Linked DNA regions of Homo sapiens: region 2 is linked to region 1. A link is an interaction called in ENCODE POLR2A ChIA-PET data of the cell type or tissue named here. Cell type or tissue: K562. All regions are shown on one strand. Each heading gives the region's core, and the rest is flanking DNA. Links, peaks and the distances in the headings are about the cores only. Region 1 has its middle 55 kb from the start of XIAP. Region 2 has its middle 15 kb from the start of THOC2.

Region 1 (11,810 bases), core at 2,399-7,398:
ATGAACAGGCAGGAGAGGAGACAAAGGCCTGCACGTTGCTGTGGAAAAAGCCCTTGCAGAAGGCAGGAGGGGCTGTCAAACCAGGCTTGCTCTGAAAATGTGGCAGCAAGGGCCGCCTCTAATAAACCCCATAAAGGCTCAGTAAATGTGTGTTGAATCAGCAGAGAGGCGTCGCTGCAGACTTAGCCATCATGAGAGGGATGAAGGGCCCTTGAGTTCCTCTGTTAGAGAGGATAATTTAGCAGGCAGAAGAGAGGGAGGCTGCATCAGCGGCTTGTAGGGAGAAGCACTTGGCGCAGCAGAATGGGCAGTGATGGCCCAACAATTCCAGGTCAAGCGATGGCTTCTGAACACGCAGGGGATCCAGGCCCCTCCTTGCACACCGAGGGGGAGCACTCTCTGCAGTAGCCGGTGACACACATTTCATCACAGGGAGGAGGAGTGGCTTCAGGGTGACCGACTGTCTTGGCTTTGCTGGTACGAGGGGATTTCCTGAGAAGCCAGACTTTCCAGTTTAAAATCAGGCCAGTCCCAGGCAAACTGGGACAGCTGGTCACCCTCTGTGGCATTGGAGGGCATGTCAGTCTCAAGCAGGGCCTCTTCCCTTCTGCTGTTTAGAGCGGAGGAAGTGAAGGGGGCCTGGGTCTGAGCTGTAGCTCAGTGGGACTATAGGCCTGCCTCCAGTTCTAATGGGGGGCTGCCTGGAGGTGGCATAGGTTGGGCCCTCTTTTTCTTTTTTTAATTTTTTTCTTTTTAATTAATTATTGAGACAGGGTCTCTCTCTGTCACCCAGGCTGGACTGCAGTGGCGCCATCATAGCTCATTATAGCCTCGATCTCCCAGGCTCAAGCCATTCTCCTCCTTCAGCCACCAACTCCCACAAGTAGCTGAGACTACAGGTGCATACCACCATGCCTGGCTATATATATATATTTTAATTTTAGTAGAGATGATGTCTCGTTATGTTGCCTTTGAGGTTGGTCTCAAACTTTTGAGCTCAAGCAATCCTCCTGCCTCAACCTCCCGAAGTGCTGACATTACCCGTGCCCAGAACGTTGGGCCCTGTTCTGGAGGGCTTGCCCTAAAGAGGTTTGGTCTCAGCTCTGCTATGGGCACATTGTCCTTGGCAGGTATACTCATAATGACCCAAGACTGAGCTAAGACCAGTCTGTCTTCATCTAAACTGGGCTCTGTGTATGGCCAAAGTCTGTCTTGGGGAATCCCTAATCTTGTAATGGTTATGCACTCTGGACTGGTTTAGGGATGAGTGTGTGCTCAGGCCTGTGTCAAGCCAGTGTCATGGTTTGTTGAGCAGGGAGATGTCCACATCCTGTCTCAGCAAAGCCTGCCCCCTTAGTGGAGGCATAAGCAGGTATCTGAGGGGCAGCTGTCTCAGTATGTCTAGCTGAAGGTTGGCCATAAACCCTGGTCTAGCCATGAGCTGGTTTGGAAAGTGTTCTCTGTGGGTATATACGTGGGTCATGTCCTTGGCACTGATGTGCCATGGTGTCATCTTGGCTGGTGGTGTCTCCTGAGATAAAGGTATATTCCGTGGCGGTCCCCTGGCATGTTAGTGGTAGTTTTTACCCTTTTCTAGACAACGTCTGTTTCATAGTCCATGTCTGTCACTGACCTAACTAATGGCTGACTCATGCTATGATTTAGAACTTGTGTGGGCTGTGCATCGTGAGTTCTGGGCAGGTTTTAAGTGTCCTTGTTAGAGACTCCCTATATTTCTTTTTTTGTTGTTAGACAGAGTCTCGCTCTGTCGCCCAGGCTGGAGTGCACTGGCGCGATCTCCATTCACTGCAACCTCTGCCTCCCAGGTTTAAGTGATCCTTCCGCCTCAGCCACCTGAGTAGCTGGGATTACAGGCATGCACCACCATGCCCGGCTAATTTTTGTATTTTTAGTAGAGACGGGGTTTTACCATGTTGGCCAGGCTACTCTCGAACTCCTGAGCTCAAGTGATCCACCCACCTTGGCCTCCCAAAGTGCTGGGATTAAAGGTGTGAGCCATCACGCTTGGCTGAGACTCCCTATAGTTCTTCAACAGGATGGAGAGTTTTCTGAAGTATTAATGGTATGACTGAGGAGATCCTGTTTTGAAAGCAAGTCCTGAGTCTTGGGGTAATGCAAGTGGAGGGATACGAGCAGAATCTGCTTAGGGAGGGTCGCAATGGTGGAGATATGGTCCCCAGCTTGTATTAAGGAAACAAAATGTCTTCTTTATTGAAGAAAGGGACAGTATAGTTTTTAGTAAGAGTCCAAACAGAGCCTAGGCATGTGTACCACTCACCCCAAATAATCTAGGCTGTCCACCATTTTTTTTTTGAGACCGAATCTCGCTCTTTGGGAGACCGAGGCAGGCAGATCACCTGAGGTCAGGAGTTCGAGACCAGCCTGGCCAACATAGTGAAACCTCATCTCTACTAAAAATACAAAAATCAGCCGGGCGTGGTGGTGCATGCCTGTAATCCCAGCTACTCGGGAGGCTGAGATAGGAGACTCGCTTGAACCCAGGAGGCGGAGGTTGCAGTGAGCTGAGATCATGCCATTGCACTCCAGCCTGGGCGACAGAGGGAGACTCCGTCTCAAAAAAAAAAAAAAAAAAAAAATTAGGCAGGCGTGCTGTTGAGCACCTGTAGTCCCAGCTATTCAGGATGCTGAGGTAGAAGAATTGCTTGAGCCCGGGAGGTCAAGGCTGCAGTGATTTTGTCACTGCACTGCAGCCTGGATGACAAGGTGAGACTCAGTCTCAAAAAAAAGGAAAGAAAGAGAGAGAGAGGGGAAGGAAGGAAGGAAGGAAGGAAGGAGAGAGGGAGGGATGGAAGGAGGGAAGGAGGGAGGGAGGAAGGAGGGAAGGAAGGAGGGAAGGAGGGAGGGAGGGAAGGAGGGAGGGAGGGAGGGAAGGAGGGAGGGGGAAAGGAAGGAGAGAGGGAGGGATGGAAGGAGGGAAGGAGGGAGGGAGGAAGGAGGGAAGGAAGGAGGGAAGGAGGGAAGGAGGGAGGGAGGGAAGGAAGGAAGGAAGAAAGGAAGGAAAGAAAGAAGGAAAAGGAAAATTTAAAGTTTGCCAATCCTTATGCTAGAGAACTGTTCCCATTTGTTCAGCTCATCTGGAAGGATAATAGATGGCAAAAAATAGCATAAAATTTAGTTTGTGGCCATAATCCTCACAACAACCTGTTGATGTAGGGTGACATTCTCATCACATTCACAGATGAGGAAACTGAGATACAGAGAAGTGAAGTGACACAGCTAGTAAGTGCCAGAACCAAGATCTGGCCCCAAGCAGGCTGGCTTTATAGACTGGCTCCTATCTACTACAGAGAACTGTCTCCTTTGTAGAGCAAGGCTAGACATGCAGCCTTTATACAGCCTCCACCCTGCCAGTGTTATCACGATTCCGGAGTTCATTGAGGCCTCAGCTGGACTAAAGCAACATGCTCCAGTGCAACATCTGGACCCTTGCAGACAAATAATTGCACTATTCTTTACATCCTGTCTAAGTTCCCTTGTCACATCTGTGAGGAAGGCCTCCCTGTTCTACTTTCCTCAGCCATACTCTCCACACATAGAAAAGGACAAAGACTTAGCTACTTAGGAACATCACTTGGCTGCAGTGAGCTATGATTGTGCCATGCACTCCAGCCTGGGTGACAGAGCAAGACCCTGTCTCTAATAAGAAAGAACAAAGAATTTCATAAGTAATACTTATTCATTCACTATTATTAAATTCTAGCATTTTCTTCTATCTGCTTCAGAATTTCGTTTATTAAAAAATAAAATATAGGCCGGTCTCGGTGGCTCATCCCAACACTTTGGGAGGCCAAGGGTGGGGTGGATCACGAGGTCAGGAGTTCAAGACCAGCCAGGCCAACATGGTAAAACCTCATCTCTACTAAAAAAATTAATAATAATACAAAAATTATCTAGGCGTGGTGGCACACACCTGTAATCTCAGCTACTAGGGAGGCTGAGACAGGAGAATCACTTGAACCTGGGAGGCAGAGGTTGCAGTGAGCCGAGGTTGCACCACTGCACTCCATCCTGGGAGACAGAGTAAGACTTCGTCTCAAAAAAAAAAAAAAAATTGGCCAGGGCGGTGGCTCACGCCTGTAATCGCAGCACTTTGGGAGGCCGAGGCGGGCGGATCACGAGGTCAGGAGATTGAGACTATCCTGGCTAACACGGTCAAATCCTGTCTCTACTAAAAATACAAAAAATTAGCCGGGCATGGTGGCAGGCGCCTGTAGTCCCAGCTACTCCGGAGGCTGAGGCAGGAGAATGGCGTGAACCCAGGAGGCAGAGGTTGCAGTGAGCCGAGATCAAGCCACTGCACTCCAGCCTGGGCGACAGAGCAAGACTGCGTCTCAAAAAAAAAAAAAAAAAAAAAAAAAAATTAGCTGGGTGCCGTGGCAGGCACCTGTAATCTCAGCTACTCGGGAGACTGAGGCAGGAGAATCGTTTGAACCTGGGAGGCAGAGGTTGCAGTGAGCCCAGATCATGCCATTGCACTCCATCCTTGGCAACAAGAGCGAAACTCCATCTCAAAAAAAAATTAAAATTAAAATTAAAAAAATAAAAAATAATAATACTAAAATATAGCCCCAGTTGAAAATCCCTGTTCACTTCTGTATCTCTTTTCCTTCTCTCTCCAGCGGTAACCACTATTCTGAAATTGGAGCTTATCTTTCCTGTGCGTGCCAGAACTCTTAACTAGCCTGCCTTTTTTTTCTTTTTAAAATTTCATCATCCAGCATAGGCAAGAAATACTAGCTTTTCAAGTTCATATAGTCTCTCCAATCATTTTCATCCCTCCTCTGATGAGATATCCTTTGAACCTGGTTGTTTGGAGTTCAGTGTCTTTGTTCATGGTGATCTTAATCTATTCATAAGAGTGGTTGCCAGGCAAGAAAGGGGGATGGAAGTAAACAGAACTAGTGTCACGTCTGAGTCATTAGTCGGCCACAATTAAGTGCTTCCTATCTCAGTCTGTGACATCCAGCTGCTACTCACAGGGCCAAAGCAAATATAGCAGGGGCACTTCCTATGAGGGCCTTTGTTTAAGTGGTGTTCCAGAGTGCATGCTGTACTGGGTAAGGCAACCCACAGCAGATGAAAACATCTTGATCAAAGGGATGAGGAAGGAAGGAAACCAGAAGTCACAAGTAAGAAGCAGTGACAAGCATTGTCTTCCAAGAATCATCTTCAGTTTTCCAAAAGGAATAAGTTTAGGCCTGATGTGGTGGCTCATGCCTATAATCCCAGCACTATGGGAGGCCCAGGCCGGCAGATCACTTGAGGTCAGGAGTTCGAGACCAGCCTGGCTAACATGGTGAAACCCCATCTCTATTAAAAATACAAAAATTAGGCAGAAGTGGTGGCTCACACCTGTGGTGCCAGCTACTCAGGAGGCTGAGGCAGGAGACTTGCTTGAACCTAGGAGGCGGGGGTTGCAGTGAGCCAAGATTGGGCCACTGCATTCCAGCCTGGGCAACAGAGCAAGACTCCGTCTCAAAAAAAAAAAATAGTTTAGGGGTTACAAGATGGTAAGGTCAGAAACTGGTCAGAAAATGAAAGGCAAGATAAGTTGAGGCAAACAGCTCAAGACCTGGGCTGAACTGAAAAAAGAGGAAAGGGCATGGTGGCTCAGGCCTGTAATCCCAGCACTTTGGGAGGCTAAGGTTGGTGGATCACCTGAGGTCAGGAGCTGGAGAGCAGCCTGGCCAACATGGGGAAAACTCGTCTCTACTAAAAATACAAAAATTATACGGGCGTGGTGGCATGTGCCTGTGGTCCCAGCTACTCAGGAGGCTGAGGTAGAAGAATCGCTTGAACCCAAGAGGTGGAGGTTGCAGTGAACCAAGATTGCTCCACTGCACTCCAGCCCAGGCAAGACAGCGAGACTCCAAAAACAAAAACAAAAACAAAAAAAAAAACAAGAGGAAAGAGTAATAGGGACCTATGCTGCGTGTCCTTTATTGATTTGCTCCTCTAGATCCACTCTCTTTTTTTTTTTTGAGACAGATTCTCACTCTGTCACCCAAGCTGGAGTGCGGTGCCTCGATCTCAGCTCACTACAACCTCCGCCTCCTGGGTTCAAGTGATTCTCCTGCCTCAGCTTCCTGATCAGGTGGGATTACAGGTGCGTGCCACCACGCCCGGCTAATTTTTATATTTTCAGTAGAGACGGGGTTTCACCATGTTGGTCAGGCTGGTCTCGAACTGCTGAGCTCAGGTGATCCACCCGCGTTGGCTTCCCAAAGTGCTGGGATTACAGGTGTGAGCCACCGCGCCTGGCCTAGATCTGCTCTCTTCTCTGTTCTGTACTCTGGGAGACTGACCTATGTACATCACATCAGTGAGCTCCATTGCCTCTGGCTTCCAGCTGGGTTGGTTTGTTTGTCTGTCTGTCTGTTTGTTTGTTCTGTTTTGTTTGAGACAGAGTCTCACTCTTGTTGCCCAGGCTGGAGGGTAATGGCACAATCTCAGCTCACCGCAACCTTCGCCTCCAGAGTTCAAGCGATTCTTCTGCCTCAGCCTCCCGAGTAGCTGGGATTACAAGCATGCACCACCATGCCTGGATAATTTTGTATTTTTAGTAGAGACGGGGTTTCTCCTTGTTGGTCAGGCTGGTCTCAAACTCCTGACCTCAGGTGATCTGCCCACCTTGGCCTCCCAAAGTGCTGGGATTACAGGCGTGAGTCACCGCGCCCGGCTTCTCCAGCTGAATTTGGTCAGTGGGGAGGGACTGGCAAGGATTTTCAGAAAGGGCAGAGAATGAAGTTAGGGTACTTATTCCCTAACTTTTTTACTGAGGGGTTTCCAGCAGGCTGGCTGGCCCTTTCTCTCACCTGAATGAAGGTCATAGTTCCTCCTGTGAATTAGCCCTTTCCATACAATATTTGCTCTTCTCCAACCCAAGTGCAAGAAATCACCCCCTTCCTTTGCTTCCTACTTTGTTAAACCTGGGTTCTGCAATATAACTTATGGATTCTCTACATCCTATATAAATGTTGTAAATAAGCCGGGAGCGGTGGCTCACACCTGTAATCCCAGCACTTTTGGAGGCCGAGGCAGGTGGATCACTTGAGACCAGTAGTTTGAGACCAGCCTGGCCAACATGGCGAAATTCTGTCTCTACTAAAAATACAAAAATTATCCAGGCTTGGTGGCACAGGTCTGTAATCCCAGCTACTCAGGAGGCTGAGGCACGAGAATTGTTGGTCCTGGGAGCTGGAGTTTGCCGTGAGCCAAGATCTCACGCCACTTCATTCCAGCCTGGGTGACAGAGTGAGACTGTGTCAAAAAAATAAATAAAAATAAAAAAATAAAATAAAAAGCAAATGTTGTAAATAGTTGTTTTATTCAGTGCTTCTTTCAAAAAAATTGGTTAGGCTATCTGTTCCTACTGGACTTTAACTGATCCAGAACTCCTTTTTGTATTACTGAGAAAATTCCTTACAAAATAATTCCATTACTTCTATTAATAACAACTCATTGACTTTCAATTCAAGGAAGAGATATATAAAAAGACACTCTAACTAATAATGTTGTGAAACCACAAAATGTTTACACCCAAATTTCCTAAAGAAATCATATTCAGGCTGGGCGCGGAGGCTCACGCCTATAATCCCAGCACTTTGTGAGGCCAAGACGGGCTGATAACTTGAGGTCACTAGTTCGAGACCAGCCTGGCCAACATGGTAAAACCCTGTCTCTACTAAAAATAGAAAAATTAGCCAGGTGTGGTGGTGCATGCCTGTAATCCCAACTACTCGGGAGGCTAAGGCAGGAGGATTGCTTAAACCCAGGAGGCGGAGGTTGCAGTGAGATGAGATCTCGCCAGTGCGCTCCAGCCTGGGCAACAGAGCAAGACTCCGTCTCAAAAAAAAAAAAAACCAAAGCCAGGCACAGTGGCTCACGCCTGTAATCCCAGCAATTTGGGAGGCCAAGACGGGCAGATCACCTGAGGTCAGGAGTTCAAGACCAGACTGATCAATATGGTGAAACCCCATCTCTACTAAAAAATACAAAAATTTGGTGTGGTGTGGTGGCTCATGCCTATAATCCTAGCACTTTGGGAGGCCAAAGCAGGTGGATTGTCTGAGCTCAGGAGTTCGAGACCAGCCTGAGCAACATGGTGAAACCCCATCTCTACTAAAATACAAAAAAAGTAGCCGGGCGTGGCAGCATGTGCCTGTAACCCCAGCTACTTGTGGGGCTGAGGCAGGAGAATAGCTTGAACCCGGGAAGTGGAAGTTGCAGTGAGCTGAGATCATGCTATTGCACTCCAGCCTGGGCAACAGAGGGAGACTGTCTCAAAAAAAAAAAAAATTAAAAAATTACTGGGTGCAGTGGCTCACACCTGTAATCCCAGCACTTTGGGAGGCCAAGGTGGGTGGATCACCTGAGGTCAGGAGTTGGAGAACAGCCTGACTAACATGGAGAAACCCCATCTCTACTAAAAATACAAAATTAGCCGGGCGTGGTGGCGCATGCCTGTAATCCCAGCTACTCAGGAGGCTGAGACAGGAGAATTGCTTGAACCCAGGAGGCAGAGGTTGCAGTGAGCCGAGATCACACCACTGCACTCCAGCCTGGGTGACAGAGTGAAACTCTGTCTCAAAAAAAAAAAGAAAAGAAAAGAAATCATATCCAGAACATTGAGTTCTAAGCTCAGGAATCTTTAATATCTTTTTAATTTTTTTATTTTTATTTATTTATTTTTTTTTTGAGATGGAGTATCGCTCTATCACTCAGGCTAGAGTACAGTGGCACAATCTCAGCTCACTGCAACCTCCACCTCCCGGGTTCAAGTGATTCTCCTGCCTCAGCCTCCCAAGTAGTCAGCCAATTTTTGCATTTTTAGTAGAGCTGGGGTTTCACCATCTTGGCTAGGCTGGTCGCAAAATCCTGACCTCAAGTGACCGCCCACCTCAGCCTCCCAAAGTGCTGGGATTACAGGCGTGAGCCACCATGCCCGACCTAATATCTTTTTTAAAATGTTGAATTTCACAAAGGTAATCTCTGATGTGTTTATTTATTTGATGTCTATGTCCCCTACTAAATTCCATGACTCTGTTAGAACAGGGACATATCTGTTTTGTTGTATGCTATATCCTCAGTGATGAGGACGGTAACTCTCAAATAGTAGATCCTTGACATTTTTTTTTTAAGTTTAATGAGTGAGAGAAAAAAAGTCAAAAGCAGTAATAACAACAATTAACCATCATAGATTACTGATGAGTCACTCTCTTAATTAGAGGCAGATGTGATGAGGCAGGCACTTGTTTGGATAGCGTCCTTAGTGAATCATGTGACCTGTTTATGGCTTACAATTATATCGTTTTGTGAAGGTGGTGTGGGAGTGTTCACAAATTTTTCAGGGTGTCTGCTCCATTATAAAGATAACATGAGATGGTAAATTTCAACATAGCCTGAACAAAATTGGACTTTAGGAAAGCCTTAAAGCCTCATTCAGAGCTGAGGAATTCATAACACATGTTTTGCAGGGGTATGCCTGTAATATCAAGTGAGTCCCTGAAGGGAAAAGGCAATAACATTAAGAAACCTGTAAATGCTTTTGATAGGAGCACTAGCAGAGATTCCTTAACTTAATTGTGCCCTTACCTAACACATCACCCAGGAAATAATACTCATCAGTACACCCTTTTCAGGGCATTCATTTGCAGATGCTTCTGGTCAATAAATCAGCAAACATTCCTACTGCACCTTCTATTTGTCCCGTCCTGTGAAGACACCCTCCCACCCCAAGGCCCTGGCAATGATGAATAAGACATAGTTCACGTCTGTGATTGCTCACAGACTAGTGGAGCCATAGTCACAATATAAGTACCCTAATGGAGGTATTAATTTTTTGTTTTGTCTTTTTTTTTTTTTTTTGAGACAAAGTCTCGCTCTGATGCCCAGGCTGGAGTGCAGTGATTCGATCTCGGCTCACCGCAACCTCTACCTCCTGCGTTCAAGCAATTCTCGTGCCTTGGTCTCCCTAGTACCTGTGATTACAGGTGTGAGCCACCATGCCCGGCTAATTTTTGTATTTTTAGTAGAGACGGGGTTTCACCATATTGCCCAGGCTGTTCTCTAACTCTTGAGCTCAAGTGATTCACCCGCCTAGGCCTCCCAAAGTGCTGGGATTACAGGCGTGAGGCACTGTGCCAGGCCTATTTCAGTTTTCTTTCAGTTTAATTTTTTCCCCTTCCCATTCTTATTGAATTAATTTCTTTTTTCTTTTCTTTCTTTTTTTTTTTTTTTGAGATGGAGTTTCGCTCTTGTTGCCCAGGCTGGAATGCAGTGGCCCTATCTCGGCTCACCGCAACCTCTGCCTTTCGGGTTCAAGCGATTCTGCTGCCTCAGCCTCCCGAGTAGCTGGGATTACAGGCATATGCCACCATATCCGGCTTATTTTGTATTTTTAGTAGAGAGGAGATTTCTCCATGTTGGTCAGGCTGGTCTCGAACTCCTAACCTCAGGTGATCCGCCCGCCTCGGCCTCCCAGAGTGCTTGGATTACAGGCGTAAGCCACCGCGCCCGGCCCTTATTGAATTAATTTCATTTTCTGATTATATAAAACATTAATATGCTTATAGAAGTCAAGAATATGTAATAATTCATACTCAGGAATGTCACTTCCTTCCATCCATATCCTTTCTGTACCACTGCTCCTCCCTCCTCCAATCTCTTGTGTGGTGATCTGCATTGTTGTTTTCTGGTTTATTTGTCCTGTGTTTCTTTTCCTAAAGATAAGCAGACATAGGACTGTTTTCTTATTTTTCCTTCTTTGTTGACCAGATGGGAAACTATTACATATACTCTTTTTCATTTTGCTTCTTCTGCTTAACATTAATAGGGATTTTTTTTTTTTTTTGAGACAGTCTTGCTCTGTCACCCAGGCTGGAGTGCAGTGGCATGATCTCAGCTCACTGTAACCTCCACCTCCTGGGTTCAAGCGATTCTCATGCCTCAGCCTCCTGAGTAGCTGGGATTACAGGTACGCACCATGATGCCCGGCTAACTTTTGGGTTTTTGATAGAGACAGGGTTTTGCCAAGTTGGCCAGGCTGGTCTTGAACTCCTGACCTCAGGTGATCCTCCTACCTTGGCCACCATGTCCTGCCAAATAGGGATATTTTAAGGTCTACTAATGTCAGGACTAGGGTGAGGTAAGGCATACTGGGCCCAAAATTCAAGAAGACACTAGTGAACTCTGATTGGAGGAGTCTGATATCTGATAGGTGAATAGGTATACACCTAGCAGAGAAGAGGATCAAGACGGGACAAAGGAAAAGTATGTGCGAAGGCAAGGAAGCATGAAAGAGCATTGTGAAAAGTGTAATGTAACTGAAGTAGAGAATGTTTGTTAGGGAGTGCCTGGAGATGATGCTAATAAAGTAGGTGGAGGCTGGGTTATGAATTGCCTTAGGTGCTAAGAGCCTGGACTTTATCCTAGAGGCAGTAAGAAACCCTTGAAGATATGTTCCACACCCTTGATTGCAATATTCACTCAGTCATCAGGTTTCATCAACTCCACTTCCACGATGGCTCCTCTTGAAGGGTTTTTTTTTTTTTTTTTTTTTTTGGCGGAGGCAGGGAACAGAGTTTCGCTCTTGTTGCCCAGGCTAGAGTACAATGGTACAATCTCAGCTCACGGCAACCTCCACCTCCCGGGTTCAAGCGATTCTCCTGCCTCAGCCTCCCGAGTAGCTGGGATTACAGGCATACGCCACCACACCTGGCTAATTTTGTATTCTTAGTAGAGACGGGTTTCACCATGTTGGTCAGGCT
Region 2 (11,810 bases), core at 2,261-7,260, 57 kb before region 1:
GTGGTGGCAGGCACCTGTAATCTCAGCTACTCGGGAGGCTGAGGCAGGAGAATCACTTGAACCCGGGAGGCAGAGGTTGCAGTGACCTGAGATTGCACCACTGCGCTATAGCCTGGGTGACAGTGTGAGACTCCGTCTCAAAAAATTAAATTAAATTAAATTAAATTCTATGCCCCCACCCACCACTGCAACCCACTAAACGGCCCCTCTCTTGGCTAAGTGGGCCCCAGAGAAACTTTCAAAACTTAGTTCCCAGCCATGATGGGATGGGAGATAGGACATGCCTCATTTTACCCCCTCTCTTGCTAACTGCCAATAAGCTTTCTTCCCTAAGAGTTAAACAGAAACCAGTGCTTTTGAAAGATTTGCTCCACCACTGATATCAACCAACCACCTGACACCTGATGGTGCCCCTCCCTTTTGTGGTTTGATACAACAACTGACTAGCATTTCTTCCTGATCAGAGGCCACTGATCATGGGGTAGTTCTGACTATTCTACAGAGGCTGCGCACAGAGGAATTTCATGTCCTCTGCTTCACCTTTTGATGTATAGAGCCTAATTGTAATACATCTAAATGTTAAGTCTCTATCCCAAAGTGAACATGGGACACCTGTTGCCTACATGTTAGCTTACTACACATGCCTGTGCCTCTCCTTCATGAATAGTCATAGCTCCTCTTATAACCTGTTGAATATGTATACTTAGCCAACCCTCTTAGCTTCAATTCTTGTTCCCTTTACTCCTCCCTTGATGTGTCCAGCCAGAGACTTTGCTTCCCAGCATGCAAGATTGCCAGCCTGCAGGTTGCAACCCCTTATGAGAAATAAAACTCTCAGCGGCCGGGCACGGTGGCTCACACCTGTAATCCCAGCACTTTGGGAGGCCGAGGTGGGTGGATTACCTGAGGTCAGGAGTTTGAGACCAGCCTGGCCAACATGGTGAAACCCTGTCTCTACTAAAAATACAAAAATTAGCTGGGTGTGGTGACACATGCCTGTAATCTACTCAGGAGGCTGAGGCAGGAGAATCGCTTGAACCCAGGAGGCGGAGGTTGCAGTGAGCTGAGATCGTGCCACTGTACTCCATCATGGGCAACAGAGTGAGACTCCATAAAAACTCTCCTTTCCAAATGTATAAACCTCATCATTTTTCAGTTGATGTGGTTCTTCAGTTGACATATCAAGACAGATGTTTTTGCATGATGGGACACAGGATAAGATCAATTAATTCCATGGAGATGAGCTTATCACATTTCCTTCATCCTAAAATGAGTTCCTTTGTTGGTGGCACTGTTCGGTGGGATGCCATGTTGATGAATAAGGCATTCTATGAGTCCACATGGTGGTGCTGGCAAAAACACTACAAGTATGAAAAGCAAATTTGTATTCAGACTATGTATCTATTCCTGTAAGGACATTTTGTGCCTTCTCCCATGATGAAAGGAGTCTAGTGTAACTAACCTCCCACCAGATGACTATCTGGTTCCCTGTGGAATGGAACCACACTGATGCTTTAGCCTTTGGTCTCTGCTGATAAGCAGATTGCCCATTAAACAGTGATGCTAGAGAGATCAGCTCCAGTGAGAAGAACCTGCTGTCGAGTCCACATATAGACCCCATTCCAGCTGCCATGACCATTTTGTTCAAGGGCCTACTGAGCAAACATTAAGGTAGCTGAAGGAAAAGGTTGGCTAACATCAACAAAATAGATCATCTCATCCACTTGATTGCTGAGAGTCTCCTCTACAAAGAATGCACTCTGGGGACAATTACGAGGAATACAAATACCTTCACACTCTGGCCTACTCTAAGAGGCCCATCCATGTATCTCTCTCCTAAGCCTCCTCATCACCAAATTCTTACCTTGTTTTTTTCACACTCTTCACTAGCCAGCCAACTTATTAGCCTCTGCCCATGAATCTGCATAGATCAGTATATGAGGACATTTCTCTTTCCTTCAATGTAAACAAACAGATGTAATATTTGGGAAGATTTTCCTATACCTCCATCTTTAGGGGCCATTCCTGAGTGGGGCTATAAGACAACTGCTGCCCACTTCCAGCAGCTGCAAGCCAACTATGCAAACACATCCATAGACCCACAGACCTACAGTTTCTTGCTTTGTTAAATGGTCATAGAGAGCTCTCTTTGAGGCCATATATATGGACTTATGGAGAAGTAGTGGCAAGTACCATGAGAGTCTGAGCCACTTCCTCGTTCAGTTTACTTTTACCTTCCCACTTTTCTAGGATCCAATATTATATGCAATTTCTATTTAACAATGGAATGCTGCCTGCATATGGCCATTTGATGATTGAATGGGTTGGATAACACTCAGTTAATGATGGACAGTTCAAGTCACATAATTTCTTCGTGTTCCATAGTCAGAAATACAGTCATGGCCAGGAATGGTGGCTCACGCCTGTAATCCCAACACTTTGAGATGCCAAGGCAGGAGGATCACTTGAGGACAGGAGTTTGAGACCATCCTGGGCAACATAGTGAGACCCTGTCTCTACAAAAAAAAAATAAAAATTATCTGGGCATGGTGGTGCACACCTGTAGTTCTAGCTACTCGGCAGGCTGAGGTGGAAGGATCCCTTGAGCCCAGGAGTTCAAGGATGCAGTGAGCTATAATTTTACCACTGCTATCCAGCCTGGGCAACAGAACAAGACCCTGTTTAAAAAAAAAAAAAGAAAAGAAAAGAAAGAAAGAAAAGAAAAGAAAGAAAAAAGAAAAGGAAAAGGGGCCTAGTAGCAAACCAGGTGCTGCCTTTCAAATGGAGAATAATTGTCAAGCAAGGAAAGTATAGTCTTGGCCAGGTGCGGTGGCTCATACCTGCAATCCCAGCAGTTTAGGTGGCTGAGGCAGGCAGATTGCTTGAGCTCAGGAGTTCGAGACCAGCCTGTACAGCATGGTTAAACCGCATCTCTACAAAAAATACAAAAAGTAGCCAGGGGTCAGTAGTGTGCACCTGTAGTCCCAGCCACCCTGGAGGCTGAGGCGGGAGAATCACTTGAGCCCAGGAGGTGGAAGTTGCAGTGAGCCAAGATTGCACCACTGCACTCCAGCCTGGGCAACAGAGCCAGACCCTGTCTCAAAAAATAAAAAGGGGAAATATAGCCTTGCTTCAATCCCCTAAGATTCCATGCTGTGAGAATTGTAATGGGCTTCATAGAACGTCTCTGCCACACTCTTCCAAAACCATTCAGTCTGCTGAGTCATAAGGCCCAACCAACAGGGCAGCCCAGATTTGCTGCAGAGCCTTTTCTTACTTCAAATCTCACTCAAAACTGGCAGCCTTACAGGTTACTCAGTAAATAGGCCAGAGCAGCATGCCCAAATATGGTATACATTGCCACCTAAATCTAAAGAAGCCCGCAGAGGATTGGTTTCTTTCTTTGTGGTGGGCGATGCAGGGAAAAACAATTTGTCTTTTATTTTAGAGGAGGTATCCTGACATGCTCCAGACCACTGGACCCCTAGAAATGTCATCCATTTAGCAGACATCAGAACTTTCGCAGGATTTGTCTCCTAGCCTGTGACCACAAGTCAATTAGGGTGCTTGATTGTTGCTGCTCATAGTGATCATTATCATTATGTCATCAATGTAATGGACCAGCATTATGTCTGTGGGATGAAAAGACAGCAGTTCCTTTTGGAATAGATTATGACAGAAAACAACATAGTTTAAGATAGCCCTGAGGTAAGAGAATGAGGATAAACTGTTCCTGATTATCTTTGCTGATAACATTTGCTAGGGAATTAGGTGCCAGAGGCGACGTTCATTTGCTCCAGTAAATGGGAACCACAGCCATGACTGGCATCATTATCTGACTAACAGTAGCTCACAATCATTTTCCAAAACCTATATGGCATTTTCCATAGGCCAAATGGGCCAGTTAAATGGGTAAGCAGTTGGAATCTTCACATTTCCATTTTTCAAGTCCTTGGTTTTGGTTCCAATCTCTCCCATTGTCTCAGGGATTTGGTATTGCTTTAGTGGTAGGGGTGAGAGGAGGATGTACAGTTAAAAGGGTTGCTATTTGCTACTTCCCTATAATAAGAGCTTTCCCTCTGTGGATATGTGGGTCAGAAAAACAATGTGTGGTGATTCTGCAAAGACGGGTGCAAGTTCCCACTGAATGGACTCAGACCAAGACTTTATTTAGCACCTGACTCAATAAATCCCCTCTCTGGTGATGGACGACAGTGGCAAACTATGTCTATAAGAATTAGCATTGGCCAGGCGTGGTGGCTCACGCCTGTAATCCCAGCACTTTGGGAGGCCGAGGAGGGCAGATCACGAGGTCAGGAGATCGAGACCATCCTGGCTAACTCAGTGAAACCCCGTCTCTACTAAAAATACAAAAAATTAGCCGGGCATGGTGGCGGACGCCTGTAGTCCCAGCTACTCAGGAGGCTGAGGCAGGAGAATGGCGTGAACCCGGGAGGCGGAGCTTGCAGTGAGCCGAGATCGCACCACTGCACTCCAGCCTGGGTGACAGAGCGAGACTCCGTCTCAAAAAAAAAAAAAAAAAAAAAAAAAGAATTAGCATCAATTCAGAAACAGGATCTAATAATTTTCAAATAGTTCTGGGTATTTTCTTTTTCTTGGTCATGGTCCTCTGGTAAATGGGCACAGGTCCCAGTCTGAGGGAGATTTAGAAGATTTGCAATATATATCTGTGATAGCATCACAGCTGAGTCCTTTCTCAGAGAGATCCAGCCTCCCTCTTAATCAATGGGCTCCAGATCTGTGAACTGGCTTAGTAGATCTGGGAACAGAGTAGGAGTTGAGGAGTCTGCAAAGTTTCTGCGTATCAGACCTAGAATTTTTCTGCTTCTGAAAGTCACACCTATTTTATTCCAAGGGAATTCCATAAATAATCAACCACTGCAACAGATGGAGGCAAAAACACTCTATTGCCATCCTATCCCTGCACTTTATTATGTTACTTGCACCCACCTTAGTTCTCAAAGTTAAGTACCATCACAGGCACTGTACCCTTTTGGACCCTATTGTTCCCACTGAAGCATCTCCCACCATTATCCCCGGCCTACAAAGGATATTCTATGGAGCTTTTCAATAATACTAATGCTCATCTCACCAATGTATTTCTTGATGCCTTATTGAAGAGAGTGCCCTCCCAGTAGGGTGACCAAGTTGTCCCAATTTTCCTGGGACTGTACTGCTTTTAAACTGAAAACGTCATAACCTAGGAAACCTGTAAGTCCTAGGTGAATCAAGACAGTGGGTCACCCCACCACCCAGTTCTTCTGAGAATATAGTTGGAAGTAGGCACTGAGCAGGTGGCATATAATAATCCCACTTTAACATTCCCTTCCCCTTGGGCATTTGAGCATCTGGGCTACACTAAGATCTTTTTGTTTTTGTTTATTTTTTTTTCTGTCACCCAGGCTGGAATGCAGTGGCATGATCTTCGCTCACTGCAACCTCCACCTCCTGGGTTTAAGCAACTCTCCTACTTCAGCCTCCCAAGTAGCTGGGATTACAGGCATCCACCACCTTGCCTGGCTAATTTTTGTATTTTTACTAGAGACAGGGTTTCACCATGTTGGCCAAGCTGGTCTCGAACTCCTGACCTCAGGAGATCCACCCACCTCAGCCTCCCAAAGTGCTGGGATTACAGGCGTGAGCCACCATGCCTGGCCATAAAAGGTTTTTACACAGGGGAAGCCTGGTACCCTTAGACAAGGAATATAGGGCTGCTTCTACTGGCAAGGAAGGGGAGTTGGGGGTTAAATTTTTCTCAGCCTCATCTGTTTATGCCCAAATAATTCCATCCAATGTGTTAGGGTCCTATTCCTTCCCCAGGAGTGCCTTTAACTTAGCCTAAGAGTCCTGGCAAGTCTTTACCTTTAATTGATGCCACACATCTGCAACATTTATAATCAGTCCTGGCCGGGTGTGGTGGCTCACGCCTGTAATCCCAGCACTTTGGGAGGCCGAGGCGGGCGGATCACCAGAGGTCAGGAGTTCAAGACCAGCCTGGCTAACATAGTGAAACCCTGTTTCTACTAAAAAAAAAAAAAAATACGAAAAATTAGCCAGGCATGGTGGAACACACCTGTAATCTCAGCTACTCGGGAGGCTGAGGAAAGAGAATCGCTTGTCATGCCATTGCCCTCCAGCTTGGGCACCAAAAGCGAAAGTCCGTCTCAAAAAAGTTAAAAAAAAATTATAATCAGTCCCTGAGCATGATCTTCAGGCTTATCTGTCCTGCAGCTCCAGGAGAATTAAGACTACTTTAATGCTGGCATTGTGGCTCTTTGATTTTCCATTGTGGTATGAGGTGTGCATTCAAGGCTTTCAGTTTGTCCTCTTTTCGATGTAAATTCTTTATGGTCATCAGAAACAGCCTTAGCCAAGTTAGCAATCACCATTGTCACCATAGGGACTAAGTGCTCTAGCCATTTCATTTTGCAAAGATTTGTCCTACAATTGCATCCCATTTGAAGCCACCATGGGTGATAATTTAAGTAATCACCATTCAATTCATGCCACACATTAAAAATGTCCCATTTCCCCTAGCAAAGAGGTCATCAAGCAGATAGCATTCTTTAGGAGGAAGAAGCAGAAATTAGGAGTGCAGCGAGTTTACTGGAAAGTGAAACTCGTGAAGGAAAAGAGGATCAGTAATCAGAGGTCTAGACACACAAAAAAATTAAACTTAAGTTAAACACAGGATTTCAACGTTCTTTTTTTTTGAAACAGGGTATCTCTCTGTTGCTCAGGCTGGAGTGCAGTGGTGTGATCACGGCTCACTGCAGCCTCAACCTCCTGGGCTCAAGCAATCCTCCTTCCTCAACCTCCTGAGTAGCTGGTACTACAGTGCATGTCACAGCACCTGGCTAATTTTTTTTATTCAGTCAGTGGTTCTCAAACTTTAGTGTGCATCAGAATCCCCTAGAAAGCTTATTAAAACAGACTGCTGGGCCCTACTCACAGGGTTTCTAATTCAGTAGGTCTAGGGTGGGGCTTGAAATGTGCATTTCTAACAGGTACCAGGTGACACTCCTGCTGTTGGTCTAGAGACAATATTTTGAGAACTGCTGCCCTAAACATTAGAAGTGGTTCTTAAAAGGCTGGGTGCGGTGGCTCATGCCTGTGATCCCAGCACTTTGGGAGGCTGAGGCGGGTGGATCACCTGAGGTCAGGAGTTCGAGACCAGCCTGACCAACATGGTGAAATCTGTCTCTACTAATAATACAAAAAATTAGCTGGGCGTGGTGGCGGACGCCTGTAATCCCAGCTACTTGGGAGTCTGAGGCAGGAAAATCACTTGAACCCAGGAGACAGAGGTTGCAGTGAGCCGAGATCACGCCACTGCACTCCGGCCTGGGCAACAAGCGTGAAATTCCATCTCAAAAAAAAAAAAAAAAAAAAAGTGGTTCTTAAAGTGAGATACTCCAGCAACCTACATCCGAATCACCAAGAACCCTGGCCTCCTGAGGTGTATGTTTTAAAGGAGAAGAGACACAATAAGCAATTAAACTAATAGAAATACAATGTCATAAAAATAAAGTGGAGCAAGGAGATGAAGAGTGATAGGGAATGCTATTTTAGACAGGGTGGTCAAATCAGGCATCTCTAAGAAGAAAACATTGGACAGAGACCTTAATGAACAGAGAGCAAGCTATTAATTATAATTCATGTCAATATGTTAATATGTGAGAGAAGAGTATTACAGGCAGAAAGAAAAATCACTGCAAAACCCATGAGACAGGAATATGCTTGGTATGTGTTCCTGGAATAACTCAAGGCCAAGAATTTGATTCTTTGTTCTTTCTGGTTCTTTGTGTTCTTTTCTCCCTGGGGTAATAAGCTTCAGTTTATTCTCTATCTCATAAATAGGGTCATACAATACATGCTGTTCTGCAACTTGCATTTTCCGTTAATGATAAATCATGAACATCCTTTCATGTCACTACATTTAAGATCTGCCTCATGGTTTATAAGAATTGCATAGTATTTCATAATATAAATGCACTAGGGATTTATTCGGGAAAAAAAATCAATTCTTCTTTTTTTGGAGACGGAGTTTCACTCTCATTGCCCAGGCTGGAGTGCAATGGCACGATCTTGGCTCACTGCAACCTCTGCCTCCCAGGTTCAAGTGATTCTCCTGACTCAGCCTCCTGAGTAGCTGGGATTACAGGCACATGCCACTATGCCCAACTAATTTTGTATTTTTAGTAGAGAGGGGGTTTCACCATGTTGGTCAGGCTGGTCTTGAACTCCTGACCTCAGGTGATCCACCCGCCTCGGCCTCCCAAAGTTCTGGGATTACAGGCGTAAGCCACGCACCCAGCCTCTGTGTATGTGTGTGTGTGTGTGTGTGTGTGTGTGTGTGTGTGTGTGTGTGTGTATGTGTATGTGTATATACATATATATATATGTAAATGAAATAGGGTCTCACTATGGCCAAGCTAGTTTCAAACTCCTGGTCTCAAGCAATCCTCCGGCCTCAGCCTCCCAAAGTTCTGAGATTTACAGGTGTGAGACACTGTGCCTGTCCTCAATTATTTCTTTAATCAGTTTCCCATAGAGGAATAGTTAAATTGTTTCCAGGTCTTAGCTATGACCCCAAAAATGCTGTAGCAGGCTGGGCGCAGTGGCTCATGCCTGTAATCCCAGCACTTTGGGAGGCCAAGGTGGGCAGATTACTTGAGGTCAGGAGTTTGTTACCATACTGGCCAACATGATGAAACCCTGTCTCTACTTAAAATACAAAAACTAGCCGGGCATGGTCGTATGCACCTGTAATCCTAACTACTGGAGAGGCTGAGGCAAGAGAATCGCTTGAACCCAGGAGGAGGAAGTTGCAGTGAGCCAAGATCACGCCACTGCACTCCAGCCTGGGCGACAGAGCGAGACTCCATCTCAAAAAAAAAAAAAAGAAAAGAAAAGAAGGCCGGGCGTGGTGGCTCACGCCTGTAATCCCAGCACTTTGGGAAACCGAGGTGGGTGGATCACGAGGTCAGGAGATCGAGACCATCCTGGCTAACACAGTGAAACCCCGTCTCTACTAAAAATACAGAAAAATTAGCCGGGCGTGGCGGCGGGCGCCTGTAGTCCCAGCTACTCCGGAGGCTGAGGCAGGAGAATAGCATGAACCCAGGAGGCGGAGCTTGCAGTGAGCCGAGATCGCACCACTGCACTCCAGCCTGGGCGACAGAGTGAGACTCCGTCTCAAAAAAAAAAAACAAAGAAAAAAAAAAAAGAAAAGAAAGAAATGCTGTAGCAAGTATGTGTATATGTGTGTGTATGTACTTGTTCATACATTCCTTTACACATTACAAATTTATTGAGCCGCTATTATGTGTTTGGTACTGTGTTATGTGCTGAAAATACAATGACTAACAAAACAGACATGATTCTTGCTCTTATGGAACATATAATCTACTGGGGAGAGTACCATACAATTAGTATATAGTAAAAAACTGTCTAAAGTTCTAGCAAGGTATGGCAGACACTGTTGTTCAGCGACCCAACTCTCACTCCCAGTCCCATTTTCCCCAGCCTCCTCCCAGCTAGAATACTGGCCAAAGAGACACAGTGGGTTGTGGTAGGCAATATAATGGCCCCCCAAAAGATGTACATGTCCTAGTCTCCAGAACCTGTGAATATGTTAGGTTACATGGCAAAGGGGAATTATGACTGCAAATAGAAGTAAGGTTGCAAACCAGGTGACCTTAAAATAGGGAGATCAGCTGGAATTATTCAGGTGGGTCCAAAATAATCACAAGAGTCCTTAAATGTGGAAGACAGCTGGCAGCAGAAGAGTCAGAGAAGGAGATGTGGTGATGAAAACAGAAGTCAAAGTGATGTAGGCTGGGCGCAGTGGCTCACACCTGTAATCCCAGCACTGTGGGAGGCCAAGGCAGGAGGATCACCTGAGGTCAGGCATTCGAGACCAGCCTGGCCAACATGGTGAAACCCTGCCTTTAGTAAAAATACAAAAATTAGCTGGGCGTGGTGGTAGGCACCTATAATCCTAGCTACTTGGGAGGCTGAGGCAGGAGAATTGCTTGAACCCGGGAGGTGGAGCTTGCAGTAAGCTGAGATCTTGTCGTTGCATTCCAGCCTGGGCGACAGAGCAAGCCTCCATCTTAAAAAAAAAAAAAGGTCAAAAGTGATGTGATTGTGATTGCTGTTGCTGGCTGTGAAGGTGGAAGGGAGCTACCTGTCAAGGGATATGGGCACCCTTGAGAAGCTGGAAAAGAAAAGGAAACCAATACACCCCCAGAACCTCCAGAAGGCACACAGCCCTGCAGACACTGTGATTTTAGCCCAGAGAGACCCATTTCAGACTTCCGACATCCAGAACTGTGAGATATTAAACCTGTGTTCTTATGGCCGGGCTTGGTGGCTCACGCATGTAATCCCAGCACTTTGGGAGGCCGAGGCGGGCAGATCACCTGAGGTCGGGAGTTCAAGACCAGCCTGACCAACATGGAGAAACCCTGTCCCTACTAAAAATACAAAAATTAGCCGGGCATGGTGGCGCATGCCTGTAATCCCAGCTACTCGGAAGGCTGAGGCAGAAAAATCGCTTGAACTCAGGAGACCAAGGTTGCTGTGAGCTGAGATCGCGCCATTGCACTCCAGCCTGGGCAACAAGAATGAAACTCTGTCTAGGCCGGGGTGCAGTGGCTCACGCCTGTAATCCCAGCACTTTGGGAGGCTGAGGCGGGTGGATCACGAGGTCAGGAGATTGAGACCATCCTGGCTAACATGGTGAAACCCCATCTCTACTAAAAATACAAAAAATTAGCCGGGCGTGGTGGCGGGCACCTGTAGTCTCAGCTACTCGGGAGGCTGAGGCAGGAGAATGGTGTGAACCTGGGAGGCGGAGCTTGCAGTAAGTGGAGATCACACCACTGCACTCCAGCCTGGGCAACAGAGCCAGACTCCGTCTCAAAAAAAAAAAAAAAAAGAGTGAAACTCTGTCTCAAATAAATAAATAAATAAATAAAATAGAATAAGTAAATAAATAAACAAACTAACTCGTGTTCTTTTAAGCCACTAAGTCTATGGTAGTTTGTTACAGCAGTCATGGGAAACGAATGCAGGGGTTCTTTGGGAAAACTTTTGCTTTCCTGAGAACAGCGCTGTCTCTAACTCTTCTTTCTTATTTTTGCCTTTAATGTGGAGCTGTAAAAGTCATCTAGTGGCATTGAGGAAAAGGCCAGAAGAACTGTGAAGCCATCAGCCCTAACATTGTTGAGCTGCTGAACAAATGCTAGCAGCCCCGGATCTCTAGCTTTCCAGTTTTGTGAGAAAATAAACCCAGAAATCCATATTTAAGCCATTGTAGGTAGATATTCTGTTACAGACAAAAACACCTCTGAGTGATAAGAAGGTAAAAGTATGAGGCTATGAGAGAATATAACAGAAACTTGGACTGGTGGTTATGAATAATGTGGGTAGTAGAATTTTTCAATTGTTATTTCTTCTTGTTGTTGTTCTATTCACTGATTGATTGCTGCTCAACATCCAATCCCTCTCCCTATTTGGGGAAGAATCACCCAGTATGTGCAGCTTTGTAGTACTGAACCTCCTACTTCAAAATCTAAATGAGAAAATCTTCCATCTAGCTGCTCCATGGCAACCAGTGTACAGGCACTAGCTCACCTCAACCAGAAAAAGGGAACAAGGCTATTTAAAAACAAATGTAATAATTCCGGCCAGGTGCGGTGGCTTATGCCTGTAATCCCAGCACTGTGAGAGGCTGAGGCAGGCAGATCACCTGAGGTCAGGAGTTGGAGACCAGCCTGACC

The links. ChIA-PET counts read pairs that join two places held together with the same protein. Peaks named below come from ENCODE experiments on the same cell type or tissue, not always from the same donor. Only the 100,000 strongest peaks of a DNase experiment are listed, where the experiment ranks them.
Region 2: POLR2A ChIA-PET joins it to region 1 with 5 read pairs; 3 of 35 experiments call an interaction of 5 or more read pairs at or near these places.

What each region holds. Positions count from the first base shown.
Region 1 is chrX:123,798,712-123,810,521 of GRCh38, forward strand. No RefSeq gene overlaps it. Among named protein-coding and RNA genes, the nearest start is that of XIAP, 55 kb to the right of the region's middle. In K562, for the core only: no CTCF peak of the experiment used is centred there; a DNase peak (open chromatin) is centred at 4,970.
Region 2 is chrX:123,742,002-123,753,811 of GRCh38, forward strand. No RefSeq gene overlaps it. Among named protein-coding and RNA genes, the nearest start is that of THOC2, 15 kb to the left of the region's middle. In K562, for the core only: a CTCF peak has its summit at 2,961; no DNase peak of the experiment used is centred there.